Regions from separate parts of the Homo sapiens genome. Here region 2 is linked to region 1. The links are chromatin loops, found by intact Hi-C in ENCODE. Cell type or tissue: PC-3. All regions are shown on one strand.

The links. Peaks named below come from ENCODE experiments on the same cell type or tissue, not always from the same donor. Only the 100,000 strongest peaks of a DNase experiment are listed, where the experiment ranks them.
Region 2: a loop joins it to region 1, with 5 times the contacts of the local background. A loop is called at or near these places in 2 of 110 quality-filtered maps.

What each region holds. Positions count from the first base shown.
Region 1 is chr3:102,397,972-102,405,971 of GRCh38, reverse strand. It overlaps a transcript of ZPLD1 not described here. Among named protein-coding and RNA genes, the nearest start is that of ZPLD1, 33 kb to the left of the region's middle. In PC-3, no CTCF peak of the experiment used is centred here; DNase peaks (open chromatin) are centred at 4,991 and 5,621; H3K4me3 peaks cover 424 bases; H3K27ac peaks cover 2,359 bases.
Region 2 is chr3:102,522,604-102,530,603 of GRCh38, reverse strand. No RefSeq gene overlaps it. Among named protein-coding and RNA genes, the nearest start is that of ZPLD1, 92 kb to the right of the region's middle. In PC-3, a CTCF peak has its summit at 936 (motif pointing right); a DNase peak (open chromatin) is centred at 963; H3K4me3 peaks cover 186 bases; H3K27ac peaks cover 2,072 bases.

The DNA of each region.
Region 1 (8,000 bases):
CTTTTAAGTGATGTAGAATAGAGAATTTTAGAGCTGGGAGGAATCTCGGGAAGCATACAGCCCAACTCTTTCACTTAACAAAGAGAAAACCAAGGCCCAAACGGGCGAAAGATCCAAGGTCACCGGCTGGTTAGCCCAAGGGCAAGAAATGGAGCCAAAACCATCTCACCCCCAATCCAGGCCTCTTTTAAAGAAATTGAACAGGACAAAGAAGAATAAATTTTCTTTTACCAATGATTCAGACATTTAAAAAAATCAGAATTAGAAACAACTGGTCTATCTGGTTATAGCTGACACTGATGGAACATGCTAGTATAAGTTTAGAAGATAATTTGGCACCACAATGAGTAAGCAGTTACCACTTTGATGGTCTCATTTAACACACTTTACATTCATGCATTTGAATTCAAAGCCACCTGGAAGAGGTGGACCTGTTCCTCCCAAATTTTAGGTTCTTGTTCCTTATACCACATGACCTCAAGCCTTCTGTTAGTTATCTTGCTTTCCTTTCTGCTATTGATAGTCAACATGTCTATCTGATTTAAATGAAATATTTAAGCAACTAAAACATTCTACTTTTATGAGGCATAGATTTGGAACAATAAAAATTGAGAAATCACCCTTCTCTTTAGATTCTTAGGTAAGTATAAATAGGGCAAGGTAACTCAAAATGGAATCTTGTGGGTGTTGGGTAAAGAAAAGGTAAGGAACTTCATCTTTTCCCTGCAAATCAGAGAATGAACCAAATGTGTAACTCTCAACAATCTACTTATTTGGAGAAATGTATGGATTATTAAGTGCACTTATTATGACTCTTGCTTTGGGATTATCATAAAACAAACGCTTTTCTCATGACTCTACTCCACTTTACAATACTTGTAATATAGCAAATAGTCATCTATTAATCATAATTTTCAGTTAAAGGAATATCACAGCAGCTGTTACAAGCTCAAAGATACTAATATCTTCCTAAAAATATGTTGTTGTTTCAAGGACTGGAAAAGTGTATAGTACTATGCTGAGTAACTCTGTGGGGAATGTCTCTGAGAATATTACAGCTTTGATATGGCTTTTCTGTTATATAATACGTAACCTTGTGTCCCAGTAAACCACTTGGCTGATGGAGTTATTCTCATCTGCACATTTTGATCCTGAGTGCTGTCTCTAGGAAGAAAATAAGTAGAGAACAACTTTCTAGTGTCCAAGCACTTAGAGTTGAACTGGAAATACAGACCATACACAAGAGATAGCCGAAGAGTTAATACATCTTGCTCTGCATTGGCTCTGGCCTCTACTTACAGTTGTGCTGCTTAGAACTAGATCAATTGAGTTTTGTTTATACTGGAAGGGAAAAATTCACCATCATATGTTACATCGAATCCTAATAGAAACACCTGGAGCACAAAAGCAAAAGGAGATTTGCTATTCACTGACTCTCACCCGAAACATTCATCTCAATTCGAACTTAGGTTAACATATAGGCACTGGTTGTGTCCTCTGGGACAATTCACACATCCTCTAAAATTTAGAATTTTGAAATGAATGTTTAGGTGAAGGCAGAGTATCCAGGCAGCCTACATTTTAAAGGCTCAAAATGAAAAAAGGCACAGAAAAATAAATCAGCGGGACAACTTAGTGGTAAATACCTCATTTTCTTGTTGTGTTTACCCTTCTGATCCAAAAGAACAGTAATGTATATCCTCTTATTGCATTCTTAATAAGGTTATTTACACGCATATCCAATGAGTTTATGCTGCATGCAATAAATTCTCGGCTCTGAAATGTGGGTGAGATTGTAGACATCATTATTGGAGGAATTAACCTTGTAAATAAGGAGCACTCTTATTGAAGCTCTGGATTTTGATTATTCAAGAGTGACACGGGAATATAGGCAGTTTTCTGCAGAATTATAATGATCAGCCTCACATAATACCACTCACTATGAATAAGTAATACCATCTGGGCAACTAGTGAAGAATTCTGACTTCATTTTTTAAATGTCTAGGTACTACTTTGCAATTTTCCATGCCAACAGAGGAAAGAAATACTGTGAATATCTCTGATACATGGAATTAAGGTCTTGTTCATCTGTAGTGATCTGTATCATCAACTGGTTGGGCTTGACAAAGTTAGGAAGAGGAAATCTAAGTAGAGTAGAACCTTCTCAATTCACACCGCCTGTTACTCACATCCTCCAATATGCCCCAGAGATTCCTTTATGGCCCACCTACCACTCAACCATACCTATGTGACTTCAACTTCCACAGTTAAGACACATCAGGATAAACTAGAAGTTTATTAATTTCCTGATTTGTGAAGAAGTTATAGGAATCTAAGGGTATGATTAAGCTATTGAATTAAAGCCCAAAAATGGGTTACTGAGATCAAAAGGAAAAATTAATATTTTCTCACTTAGGTAAAAGCCTCAGATAATGTTATGTGAATTTAACTCCAGCCAGTTTTCTAACAAAGAAAAGCCTCTGAGGATTAACATGGGACTGAAGATTCTTCCACTGATTCTTTCTCCACCAATTCATGATAGTTACATATATGTTGAAGAGGTACAAGAAGAGGATATGTCAGAGAGTCTATAATTCGGATGAATATTAAATTTTTTCCTAGTAACTTGGAAACAAAAGCTCATCTATCTGTTGTCTTTTGAGCCCATGTATAAAACCTAACCACCATGCCTAAGAATCAGGGAGTAGATGGATGGAGAATTTTTTTTTCTCTCTCTCTCATATGAATACATACAGAATATATCGCATCCACAATAGTAAATATAAATCCCATTGCACATTATGGTATAGGCAGGGTTACAGAATGAACGTATTTGTGAAAATTGTAAAGCTGCTATTTGTGCACTTTAATATCTGTAAATTATATCTCACAAAATAGAACTGTAAATAATAATAATAAAGTAGGGGTGGGAAGTGGGCAGAAGCAAATATAAAACAAGAATGGCTGAATATTGATACATTTTGAAGCAGGATGATGGGTGCATAGGGGTACATTATGCTATTTTGTTTACTTTGAATAGGTTTGAGATTTCCCATAAGAAAAGGTTTTAAAAACACTAATAGTTTTAGTTTCATTATCCCACAGTCACAGCTTTTATCGATATAAGGACCATGATTAAAATCCACTAATATCTTTGACATTTAACAATGCAGACTGAAGACATCACCTTCACACAGCCCTACCTGAAGGAAACAGCTTGACATTTTCTAACCTCTGGGTTTTTGCTTGAATAAAGATGGGACATTTAAAAAGCATTCTCATTGTCATCAAATATTGTTCTATTGCCTTGGAAAGTCAGGGATACCCAAGCAACTCTACACAGTTAGGATTTTTAGGCCTGCAATGTTGTCGCCATTTCTTTCCACTACCTTAAATAGACTGAGCTACTTGGACTTACCAATGTCCTCTCACTACCGACTTAGCCTTTATTAATTCTACTACTGTATTTCTGAGATCCTCAGATTAAAAATACTCTGTACTATTACACAGCATCCTACTTAAATTACTGATATATCAATACTGAAGTCTTTATAAAAAAGTTTAGTTGATGTTCAAGCTTTGGTACAATTAAAAGTGAAGGTAAAACTGCTTTACAAGCACAGATATCTTGAAATTATTATGTAAGAAATGGTTAGTGCCCAATAAATGTTTAGTGAATGAGTGAATGGTAGAAGAGAGATATTTAAGTGATTTAAAATTTTTTCTAATTGACTTTGAAGACAGAAGTAAAAAAAGAGCAGTAAAATACTTAAACTAAAAAAGAGCATTTCAAAGATTTCATATTTAGTGTCACTGGGAAGCATTTATGGACTTCTTGTGGGCTAAGAAATGCCTCATTTTACTGAGGCATTTTTAAAAATACATATAGCATTTTTTAATTATAGAAAGGACTATTGGTCTAATAACTGCTAAGAGAAGCAGTCAAATCTCTAGGGGAAAAAAATGCCTTTACTTACAACGCATTTATTATGAGGATAGCCTTAGTTTGCTAAGTTTAACTTTGGTGAAAACTGGTTTTAAAAGATCTAACCATTGAAACCTAAAATGAGACAAAAAGCTTTGTGGAGTCTAAATTAGCTGAATAGTTACTTTTTCTCTCTTCTTTGCTACAGTTTTTGTGCCAAATACTAAGTAGCAACAGCTTAAGAATTTAAATAATCCTAACCACTCTTCAACAAAGGGGCTATACTAAATCTGCACTAAGCATTCTACACAATGGTTTTCTTTTTGTAACAAAGAGTAGCAAGTCAATCATTATCAACATCAAAAGCCAAAACTAGTAAATTAAAATTTAGACAAAATCAGCTGGTTTTGCTCCTGCCATATTGCAGTGCCTAAGTGCCCAATCCTTCATTTCAAAGAACATTAGACAGTGAATGCTCTTCTTTCTAGAAGCAAGCCAAAAGAAGTATATGCAAACTTCTAAGGTATCGTGTGAAGACAAAGCACCAATCCAATGGACTGAGTGCCCATAATCTGTGAGAAATTCAGAGGAGATGAGAACAAAAGCTTCACATTGTATGCACTTCATACACAGCCTTTGAAACACTAAGCTTTGCAGCAGCAAAAGCACAAAATTGTGCAGTCCTGTCAAATGTTACATTGCCAGAGGACGAAAATATCAGTAAGGACTGCATCTAGAAATTGCATTTTAGCAGTCTTTTGAGATGCACACAATGCACATAAACACACACATACATATATATGTGTGTCTATATGAGAGAGAAAGAGATCTCTCTGCATAGCTCATTATAGAGCAGGAATATTGTAGCTGACATGTCATTCATATGACTAACGATATAATCCTAATTTTCTCTCACTGGCAAGTTTTTGATGCTTTTTTCCTTCAGGGCTACACCTTGTTTTCTTCTTAGAGTCAGCTTAACAATGAGTTGTGATGGAAATTTTGTCCTAAAAATGTTTAGTCATGGGTGCAATGGGTTAGAAAATGCTAAGAAAGCAGAGGAAATGACTCATATTGGTTTGAAATTCATGTGGAATGAAAATATTCCACACCTGTGGTCAGCTCCTGGTCTGGGTTAGTAGCCTCATGCTGAATATCATAGGCCAAAGGGAGACTAGTTTGAAGAGTGGTGAGAGGTCCATTGCTACGGGCAGTAATGGAAAGTCAGCAGGATGACCATTCTTCCTCTTTGTATTTTTTTTATTAGTGTATGGGTTGCTGCATCAGGTGTGGAAATAGGAAGAAGTGTGGGACAATATCTCTACCCTTGAGCATCACACTATCCCAATGAGGGAAACAAGACACATAAATTAAATAAATAATAAATGATAAAGTACAGTATATTTCAAGGACCAAGTAAATAGTGCAGTCAGTAAGTGTGGAAAGAGTAAAGAAAAGGGAGAGATATAGTCAGGGGAAACTTCTGAAAGAGACAACCATGGTGCTAGCCCTTCTGAGCATGGAGAAGGCAGAGGGTGGGTATTCGGCAAAGGGACCCCCGGCTTATCCCCATAGAGAAGCCTGGGACCCTCCAGCCAGGGAAAAACACAGCTCAGACTTTCCAATGTGCGTAGCAGGAGGTCAACTCTTGTTTTTATTCCAGTACCTCTAAGCCTACGACTCATCCTTTAGTTAGCGACAGGAAATGTGAGAGACTGTGTTCAACATAAAATTTCCTACATAAAACCCTGCTGAGAAAAGTGCACATCAAGGAAAATCATTCAAGACATTTACTCCTCAAGGATTTCTAAGCTCTATGCTTGCATCAGGTTAGAGCTTCATAAAGCTACACATCATGACTACCTTAGCTTGGACTAAAAGGACTAAAAACTTTCTTTACTGAGTTATGCTTTAAAATTAAACTCTCTGGCCAGGCGTGGTGGCTCACTCCTGTAATCCCAGCATTTTGGAAGGCTGAGGTGGGTGAATCACTTGAGCCCAGGAGTTCAAGACCAGTCTGTCCAACATGGCAAAACCCCATCTCTACTAAAAATACAAAAATTAGCAGGGCATGGTGGTGCACACCTGTAATCCCAGCTACTCAGGATACTGAGGCACGAGAATTGCTTGAACCTGGGATGTAAAGGTTGCAGTGAACCGAGATCACACCACTGCATTCCAGCCTGGGCGACAGACAGAGACTCTATCACAAAATAAATAAATAAACAAACAAACAAACAAACTCTCTGACTTGGAAAAATCTATCAAAAATAATAATCCCATAGTCTTTGATCCAGTAATTCTAATTCAAAAAATGGTTCCTAAAAACAATTTCCCTCGAGTATATTAATGTGTATACATGATCGTTTCGGTATTTTTTATTTTTTTCTTTGTAGTTGAGAAAGACTGGGCAAATAGATACACCTTAATGCAGTTAACCCATCCTCTGAAAATATGTATTTACCATGCAGACATTTAAAAAAGAATAATTTATCTGTCCATATACTGACCGAGAACTAGCAAACTAGGAGCCGATATCTACATGATGAGAAGGAATCATACATACGATGATCTTGGATTAGAACATAAAAGCCTTAGGTGACAACAAAAGCAAAACTCTGTAGACAAGATGTCCTGAAGGATCATAATGAAGGCCACCCATGACTGAAGTGAGGTGGATAAGGAATGAGAGGCGATGAAGACTGATATCTGGGCATGGAGAAGATTACATATAGCCCTGAAGATTGTGGCAAAGAATGACATTGTAACCTAAAAATAATGGAGCCAGCACAGTATTTTAAGCAGATACATGGTTTATCTTTTAAAATAGTCACTCTACCCTCTGTATGAACATGAAGTATACAGGTGTAACAGCAGGGTGGGGATACAAGATAGGTGGCCATTGCAGCAGTCCACGCAAGAAACAGTGTGATCACAGGGCAAATGTGGTGGAGTAAATGGTGTGGGGAAAGATTCTGGAGATAAAATGCTTGCTTCCTCTTCCTTTTCATAGTTCTTGTTTTGCTTCATTACTAATGTACTAGCGTTGTTATACATGTGAATTTTATTGTTCCATCTTGTATCCTTTTGGAAAACAAGTGGGGCATGAATATAAAGTTATAAATAAAAGTGTGTGCGTGCATATGTGTGTGTGTGTGTGTGTGTGTGCGTGCGCACGCATAAAAGCACAAGCTAAGTAGCAGCAGTATAAATATGCATGTGGGAAGAGCATGAGCCAAGAATCCAATAGACATGCCTTCAAACTTGTGTTTTTAAAGATTTTATTTTCTTTACATTTAAAAGGCATGATCTTTACTAAATATGCTCATGGTGGTGTGAAGATTAAGAGTTAATATTAAAAATGCACAGCACAGGCCACATTGAAGATGGTCAGTAATTGCTTGGGATTAAAAATGGGAAGAACCCTGGATATTATGCCACAGAAAAGATCTAGGGATTTTTGCACAGAGGGCTACAGTGCAAAACAGTGTTTTAGGAAGATGTCTCTGGAGGTAGTATATAAAGGGGAAAGGCCAGTTAGGAGATTATTGCATTCTTCACAACATCTATATTAGAAAGAGAAGGAAGAGATCTCATTATCACCCTTGACAGACAAAGAAGAGAATGACTCACCTTAGGTCAAACAACAAATCAGGGGTAGAAATGAGACTGGGCTGGAACTCACACTTCCTGATCTAAGTACGCTAATTCCCTAGACCTCTGCTGCCTACATTATTCAAATATGGTATGTGAATTTGGCTATTCATATGACCTTCTTCAAATATTAAAGCTAGCTGCAACCCACTAGATAAATAATATACCAAAGGTCAAGAGTATATAGGAAATAGTGGTTTTCCCTAAGTTCAAAAAAAATCCCCTTCCTTGAGAATTGTCTCTATTAATTTTCAATTTTTTCTAAAATCAAAGCTTTTATTTAAATGGCATCAAACCTCCTCTTTGCTACTGCTGAATCTATATGTATATATGAGTGTATATTATGTGGGTGTGCATTCACACACACATTTATCTTAAGTGTTAAAGTGATCTGTCTCCATTAACTCAACTGTGCAGAAAA
Region 2 (8,000 bases), 120 kb before region 1:
CACGTAGGGAGCAGATGAGGATCATCAGGGCACACCCAAAAAGGGTTCTGCTGTATTTTCAAGGAACTTAACTCCATATTAACCAGGACCTATTTGCAAACAATATCACTAGCTTACTTAATTGAAATAAAATGCTGAATATAATTTTAGTTGGAAACATCCATGTCACTGAAAGAAATGGGAGTAAAATGGTCTTATTTTGGAGATGTTTTCTTTCTTAGGACATCTGTCATTTCATGAACGGTTCATCTTCAGGCTCCTCCTTGCCTTAAGTGAGATTAACAGACACTCTGAATCATGTTTATTTATTTATTTTTTTCTTGTGGGAAGAACAAAATGGGGGCAAGGAACATAATTGGAATTTGTAAAATTTAAATATTTATACCCTGAAGAGAATTAAGCCAATTTGATATGGTAATGTTCTAAATGAAATGCTAATAAGCAAAAGACTATGTAATCTCACCCTGTCCTATGACAATCGTTTGACAAAATTCAAAGTCAGCTCTGTAGTTTAATGCTGATGAAGGACCAAACATTCAAGGGCAATTTTCCTGTGGTGGATGCTTAATATGAGACTGTACAAAAAGGACCCTGGTGAAAGCAAATACTTTATAACGGTTGAATTATGGCTGCATTGACTAATTGCAGTCCTGCTCCCTAAAAACCTGTGCAGGTGTGCAGAACCAAGATGAGGCATTGTTTGTAAGAAGAGAGAAGTCGCTGTGGGGAATCAGGCTGCAGAGGGCTCATTGACTTCAGTGCCAGCCTCAAGATTTGTGAGGTTAGGAGACTAGAGTAAAATATGAGGCTCCCTGACAGCAAAGCTGTTTAAAACTGACCTTGCTCACCTTGGAGGATAACCAAGGAACTGATTGTTCCACTGCACTCTATAACTGCCAACCATGAGGAAAAACAACATCAGGTCGGCTCAGGCAGTCTCCACCAGGGAGAGCTATGTTCAAAGCCTTGCGAGATTCCAGAAAATTTACCCATTCGTCAGATGTTGTTACCCTCTCAGCACTTCCTTCATTGAGTACCACAGTGTTTACATAAACTTGCTGAGGTTTTTTTTTTTTTTTTGGATAAACCTACCATACTGATAGCCATCCATTTTGAGACAAAGCCTTCCCTTTAGCAAACCAGCTTAGAGAGAGGGTGAGTGTAGCCAATCACGGTTCCCTAACTGACAATGTTGTTCTGTCCACAGTGTGGCCTAGACTAAGACAGAACATTAAGAAGAGAGAGATGATTTTTTTTGTCTCTGACAAATGGAGAGATGAAAGAAAAGAAAGTATCCTATTTTCATCCCAAGGATAGTGAGACAAAATCTCTTTTCTGAGAGAGCCCAGAAATGTCATATAAAGTATAAATTTAAGAGCTAGACTGAACCTTGGAGGTATAATGGACCTTGTCTTTTATAATTCTTTCACTATAAATATAAGGAAAGCTGGGGTTCAGAAAGTATTAATTTTGCTATGTTCACACACCTCACTGAAGAAGATTCCAGCCTTAATCAGCTCTCCTAACCTCTAGTCCAGTTCTCTTTGTGCTACATTGCCACATTGCCAATTCAAAATGAAATTATGTGCAAGACATTTATATGAACCTGAGTGAGTCATTTTAATCAAGTCAAGATCCCTTTAGATGAATTTTGTGGGCCATTATTCACTCTACTGATTTTTGGATTAGAAAAATAATAATGATTGAATTGTATTTAAAGCTCTCAGGAATCCAAAACAATGTACTTGAAAGACATATTCCTGCATGGATAATTCATGATCTGACAATAGAGTTAGGACTGGGGTAGAGTGTATCCTTGGCCTGTGGACCCACATCTTTCTGTAGGAGAGCTCTCAAAACTAGTACTGAGGAAAGATGTCTCTGAGAAACATTGTCCACTATCGCTACCATATATCCTTAAGGTTTACAAAATCCCCCAAATAATATCACATCATGTCTATTTTTTCTAAAGATTACATCACTTGGCCTCCACAGAATAGACAGAATCATTCACTTAGTACTTTTCCTGTAAGACACACTGACAACTTCATGTTTGGGTTCCCATACCTCATCCTCGGACTGTATAACACTAGCAATTTGGGTATGGAAGAGAAAAGTTATCTTCAAGATAAGAACCTACAGCAGGGATGCTCATATGCACTTTTCCTCACTAAAAGGAGGTGGGCTTACTGTTGAGGAAGCCTCACATAATAGTGATTACAAAAGAGGAGTAAATCCTAATTTTTCCTCTGGAATACTTCTGTAATGACAAAATAAATATCTTTTATTTTTTTAAATTTATGAGAATTATAATATTTTCTGCATTGGAATGGGTATACATATATTCACTGGAATAAATGTGATTCCATTATTGTTCAGAATTCTGTTATTTCTGTATCAAATGGAGCTCATCTAGTCTCATTTTCTGTATGCTCTGAGGACTGAGACTGCATGAGTATTTCTCCAAATGAGAAAGAAAAACAATTATATCATTTCTATTTCATTTCAGCTTACTTAATAAAGGAGAAACAAGAAAATGTAAAATTAATTGCAAGAGGTAGGTTAGTACTGGGAAAGTTAATGAGGAGCTTTTATGGGCTGTAATTTTTATTTATTTATTTATTTATTTATTTATTTGTTCAATTAATTATTTATTATATCTATTGGATATGGCTAGTGTGTAATAGCCATCTGAGTGCGTTTAAAGCTATAATTACCCAAAAAATGAGTCCTGCCCTTACAACTTGTAACCTAATCAGATTCAGGAAAGCAGAACATTCACATATGGAGTGAGTGGAATTTACTTAGCTATCTCATAAAGTGAGATTTCAAGGAAATTTCTTTTCACCTGATAAGAGGGTGATATCTACGTGGTCTTATTAGTCAATAGACAAGTTGATAAATAAGTTACTTGCCACCTACTACTGGAAGACACTGTGGTGAGCAAGGTGAGAGGAGAAAAAAGCATATGATAAGCTGTATTCATCCTCAAGTCAAACTAGCAGTGACCAACCACAGTGTACCAGGCAGACTACATATATCCTCTTTCATAGATTCACATTTATTCAACAACAAAGCATTATTATTCTCATTCCCTAATTTTACAGACCAGAGAGCTGATTTAGTAGCTTGAATGATCTATATCAATGATTTCTCTGTTGGCTGTTGCACTAGCCAGATATAACATGTGGTTGCCATTCTACGTGTTATTTAGAAAATTAACTTGCCTACATAATAGTAAAATAAAAGTGGTGTTTTTATATGTTTTTAAATTAGTTTTTAATTGGGTAAAATTTGCCTAATGTAAACTCACCACTTTAAAGTATTAAATTCAATGGCATTTAGTACATTCACAATGAAGAAAAATTGTATTTTAACTTATCTTTCTTGATGTTTCAGAAAGAAAGCTCATTGATATGAGAGTCTGAAGTTCTCTATTTTAGTTCTCATTTGTCCGAATCATCTCTGTGAACTTGGCTAAGTTGCTGAATTTCTCTAGAACAAAGGTATCTTTCTGTAGAATAAACAATGATTTTCATTGTTTGCATCAAAATCACCTTGAGAAGTTGTAAAAAAAAAAAAAAAAACACATGGCATCGATTCATCCCCAGAGTATAATACAGTAAGTTTGGCATTTGTGATTTTTAACAAGCCACATTTCAGAACTACTAGCCTTCATAATTTCTAAGATTCCCATATAATCTTATATTTGTATGATTCTGAAAACCGTGATTTCATAGTACAAAGCTGGAGTAACCAAGAAAACTCTTTTTAAAAAAGTTGAATTCAGATAGAGGAGCATGAGATTTAACATGTGTGTGAAGCTACATAACATTTGGTGAATATTAACATTATTTGGAAAATTATATAAAAAATGAATGTGTTTTAGTGAAGAGTAAAGTAAGTAGTAGAAGTCAATCCAGGTAGCAAATGGTTGAGGTAAAATTCAAACTCAATTTATGATAATAGGCATTTTCTGCTAAATATACATTGAAGTGTTCCTCCTACCCTGTTTTGTAACCATACAAATCATCCATGTTTTTTCTTTAAGCTACATGTTCATCTCTCATGTAGTCAACATGGTGGCTCCTATGAAGATTATACACTCAATATTTTTCATGGAAAATTTGATCCAAAAGTTGGTTTCATTCCAAGAGTATGTATTTTTAACACGCTTTCCTGGTAATTTTTAGTATCACACAGGATAGTAAACAATGACATAGGCAATAGTTCATTTTATTGTGATGCAGTCATCCAAAAAACAAAGGGCTCATCTGATTTTTATTTATCAAATATTCATAGTAATTCCTTTCTCAGCTATTTTCTGCCTCGATCTTGATTTGCCATCCATAGTTTCAGCTGGAAATAGAAAATGCAGACTGTTGATTTCTAGCAAATGCACCCATTCAAAACACAGTAGCTCTCCTACTTACTCGTTATATTTGTATGCTTCCAAGCTATCCGATGGGTCAGTACTGCTGGTCTCTATTAAGTAACTGCACATTTGTGCAAGTCGATTCTGAATGGTTTTCTTTTAATACTGGATGCACCCATATAGAAGAGATTTATCAGAAAATAAGAATTATGAAGGCAGAGGTGGACATTATGAGAAATGAATTTGGGTAAGATAACTTTATTTTCCTCAGATATAGTCTTACTGGACAACAACACTTTTGGTAATTTACTTCCTACTAAAGCTCACTTTGGGCCTAATGAGAGTGATTTTTTTGTGCTCCTTCAGTGGGTTTCTTGGTCTGTTTCATAATAGATGCCACAACATTTGCATTTCCCAATAGTCCACTTTCCTTTTCAAGTATCACCCAGTGAAGACTGATGTTCTCAGACTCTTTCAAATACAATGCAACCTTTCTCAAAATGCTGCATAATGAACCTAAATATTCACTTCCTGATTATGAGATAATAACCTTTCCTGATTTTATTAGAATTTGTCATTGTATGCTATTTCAATAACAGAGTTTTGTTTTATGATGTCTTGCAAAAGAATAACACCCTCTCTTCCAATATACACACACATACAAAGCCCTACATTCTTAAAAGTCTTCTTATTCCTTTATGAGTTTATGGTTGCTTTTAATATTTTTTAGGACTAATGAGAGGGATGGAGGGGTGAGAGTTTGTACTGAAAGGCTGGAGATTCTATGATGCTTTGACTGTGGCTCAGCTTAAGATCTCCACCTAGCCTGCCCCACAGGATTTTCCATTTCTGTTTGATCATCCAGTTCAGCCCACATGCTTTCACCCATCCTTAAGCCATGAAGAGCAGTCTCGACAAATCCCAAATTCCCACAGGAGTCATCAAGTGTCCACTCACTTTGTCCCATCAGATTTGTCTGATGGATAGCTTCCCATTCTACCAAAATCATGGGGGAGAGGGTGGGAGACAGAGAAGACTGCTTTTTGCTATGTTAATTATCTTCTTACTTTTCCAACCTCCATCCCAAGATGTGCATTTAGCAAATAATAGCCACTCCCTTATTCAAACTGGAATGGAGAAAAAAGTACACAAAATGAGAAACAGCTATAATTAAAGCAAGTCCTCCTGGAGAGCTTAAAATTTTCCAGCAGTAAAATGATCTCTAAAATTCAGATTCTCCAGGGGGAAGCAGACAGGTGGTAGCCCTATATTAACAGTAAATGTGATTAACTTATTGTTTGTTTATTTGATAACAGCTAGCAATTACACAAAATATGGCAATAGTAGCCAGAGATCAGAAACTCAAAGTCCATAACCAGTTACATAGCCAATGTTTATAATGTAAGCAAGGAAACCTTTTCATGTGCAATAAGTCAAAGATGAGCTAAAGACCAACATGGATACCACAACAATAAGCAAACCTACTCCCTAGGCAAACTCAACCTTTTCACTTGCCAATGTTTCTGAGAAACACAGAAGGTCTCAATTTCACAAATAAGCATCTAGGAAATGAAACTGCTTACTAAGCCAGGTTGTTAGGTAAGATTTTCTTATACTTGATGAACAGAACTTGTTTAAAATGCCTCTAATCTGATCATGAGTCTGATGCATAAGCACTATTTCACAAGTGCATCTATTCTTTGAGGAAGGGTGAGGGGAGGACACCCTGAACAGAGGCATATGTAAAGACTTGCAGGCTGAAAAACACCTGGTAGTTTTGAGAATCCAGAAGGCCAATATGGTTGGAGTAAAGTAAGTGGATGAAAGGTGGCCAGAAATAATTTTGGAAGGATACGCCAAATCTATATCCCTGTCCACCATTAGAAAAATGTGAGAGACTAAGTCTAGTGGGAAGTCACTGAGGGTTGATACTCTCTGGCTTCCATGTGTAGGGTGGACTGGAGGTATTAGAAGACAAGTGGGCACCCTATACCTACATGTTCATGTGTCACAAGGTTAACACTCACCACATGGATACAGAATATCTAGCTATCCTACCTTGTTGTCCAGACAGTGTAAACCACTCTCTGTTATGTTACCTCTTTATGCTTTTTATTAAAGCATCTTTCACTTGACAGTGTATATTTTGTATACTTCTGCTACAAACTGAAATGAAATGAGTGGAGGTAACTATTACTGTGTTTGACACAAAATGATTGCAAATATTGGTTCCTTCTTTCTCCTGAGCTACACATAGTCACTCTTCATTTTCTCTCCCCTACAGAGAAGACTCTTGAGGATAATTTTAACCAGAAACTGCCAGTAATACCACAATCAAGGTAGCGTGCAGAGCAAGGTTGATAGAGAAAAAGAGGATGTTGGCAAATTTTGGCAAAGTAGGGTGCCAGTCACAGATATTGAAAGCCAAGTAAAGAACCAGGGCTTTAGAAAGTCAGGGAAATGAGAACTTGTAGAAGCGTACAGACAGAATTAAGAAAAGAATAGTCCTTTTTGGCCGGGCTCGGTGGCTCATGCCTGTAATCCCAGGACTTTGGGAGGCCGAGGCGGGCGGATCACGAGGTCAGGAGATCGAGACCATCCTGACTAACACGGTGAAACCCCGTCTCTACCAAAAAAATAGAAAAAATTAGTCGGGCGTGGTGGCGGGCGCCTGTAGTCCCAGCTACTCTGGAGGCTGAGGCAGGAGTATGGCGTGAACCCGGGAGGCGGAGCTTGCAGTGAGCCGAGATCGCGCCACTGCACTCCAGCCTGGGCGACAGAGCGAGACTCCGTCTCAAAAAAAAAAAAAAGTCCTTTTTGCATACCTTAGGCAGATTGGTTTTACTTGGTGAGGGAGCAGACCAGCTATGTCTAAGTGGTAAGAAAAGGGGTGAAAAGCCCTGGCTTATTCTCCACTGAGATAACCCCATGTCATAGCATAGAGCCAGGCTCACAGGAGAATATCAAAAATGCTATTGAATGATTCTAAATAACACATGCTTCTGGGAGAGACAAGCTGGTCAACTGAGGTGCAATCAAGACCCCCTTGAGGAGAGGATAACAGTGCCCAGGGAAAATGCCTCTATGTGGCCTTGTGCTATACAGAGAATTGAAGTGTGGCCGGATGCCCGAAGGTAACTCTCATACAAATAACATAAACATAGTCAAAGAAGAGTGGCCATGCCTTGATCATTAGAATGCAGAAAGGAAGGAAAACAAAAGAAGAAAAAGGCATAATTATGTCTTACAAGCAAGACTGTCCCATAATGAATTTGTGATAGAAAAGTATGAAGACGAGAGAGGCCTTTTTCTGAATAGCACCAATAATATGATTCGGAACTAATGTGGTTTAAACTCTCGGAGACTTTTCCTCTATTTCAGGCTCCCTTCCAGCCTTGCCATGACATTATCCTCTGAAGTTTCAACTATTGTTCTGAACCTGGTTTTCACTCACTCTTTTCTGCAAAAATCATAGTCAAGCCATTTGAGCTCAGAGCCAAATGGCTCATTGAACCATTTAATGACTGGTTCATTTGTTACTTCTAACTCCTAATAGGGGTGGAAGCCCATCCAGTGGTCATTTATAAGAACAAAAAAAAAGAAAAAAAGTTGTAGTTCCAATGCC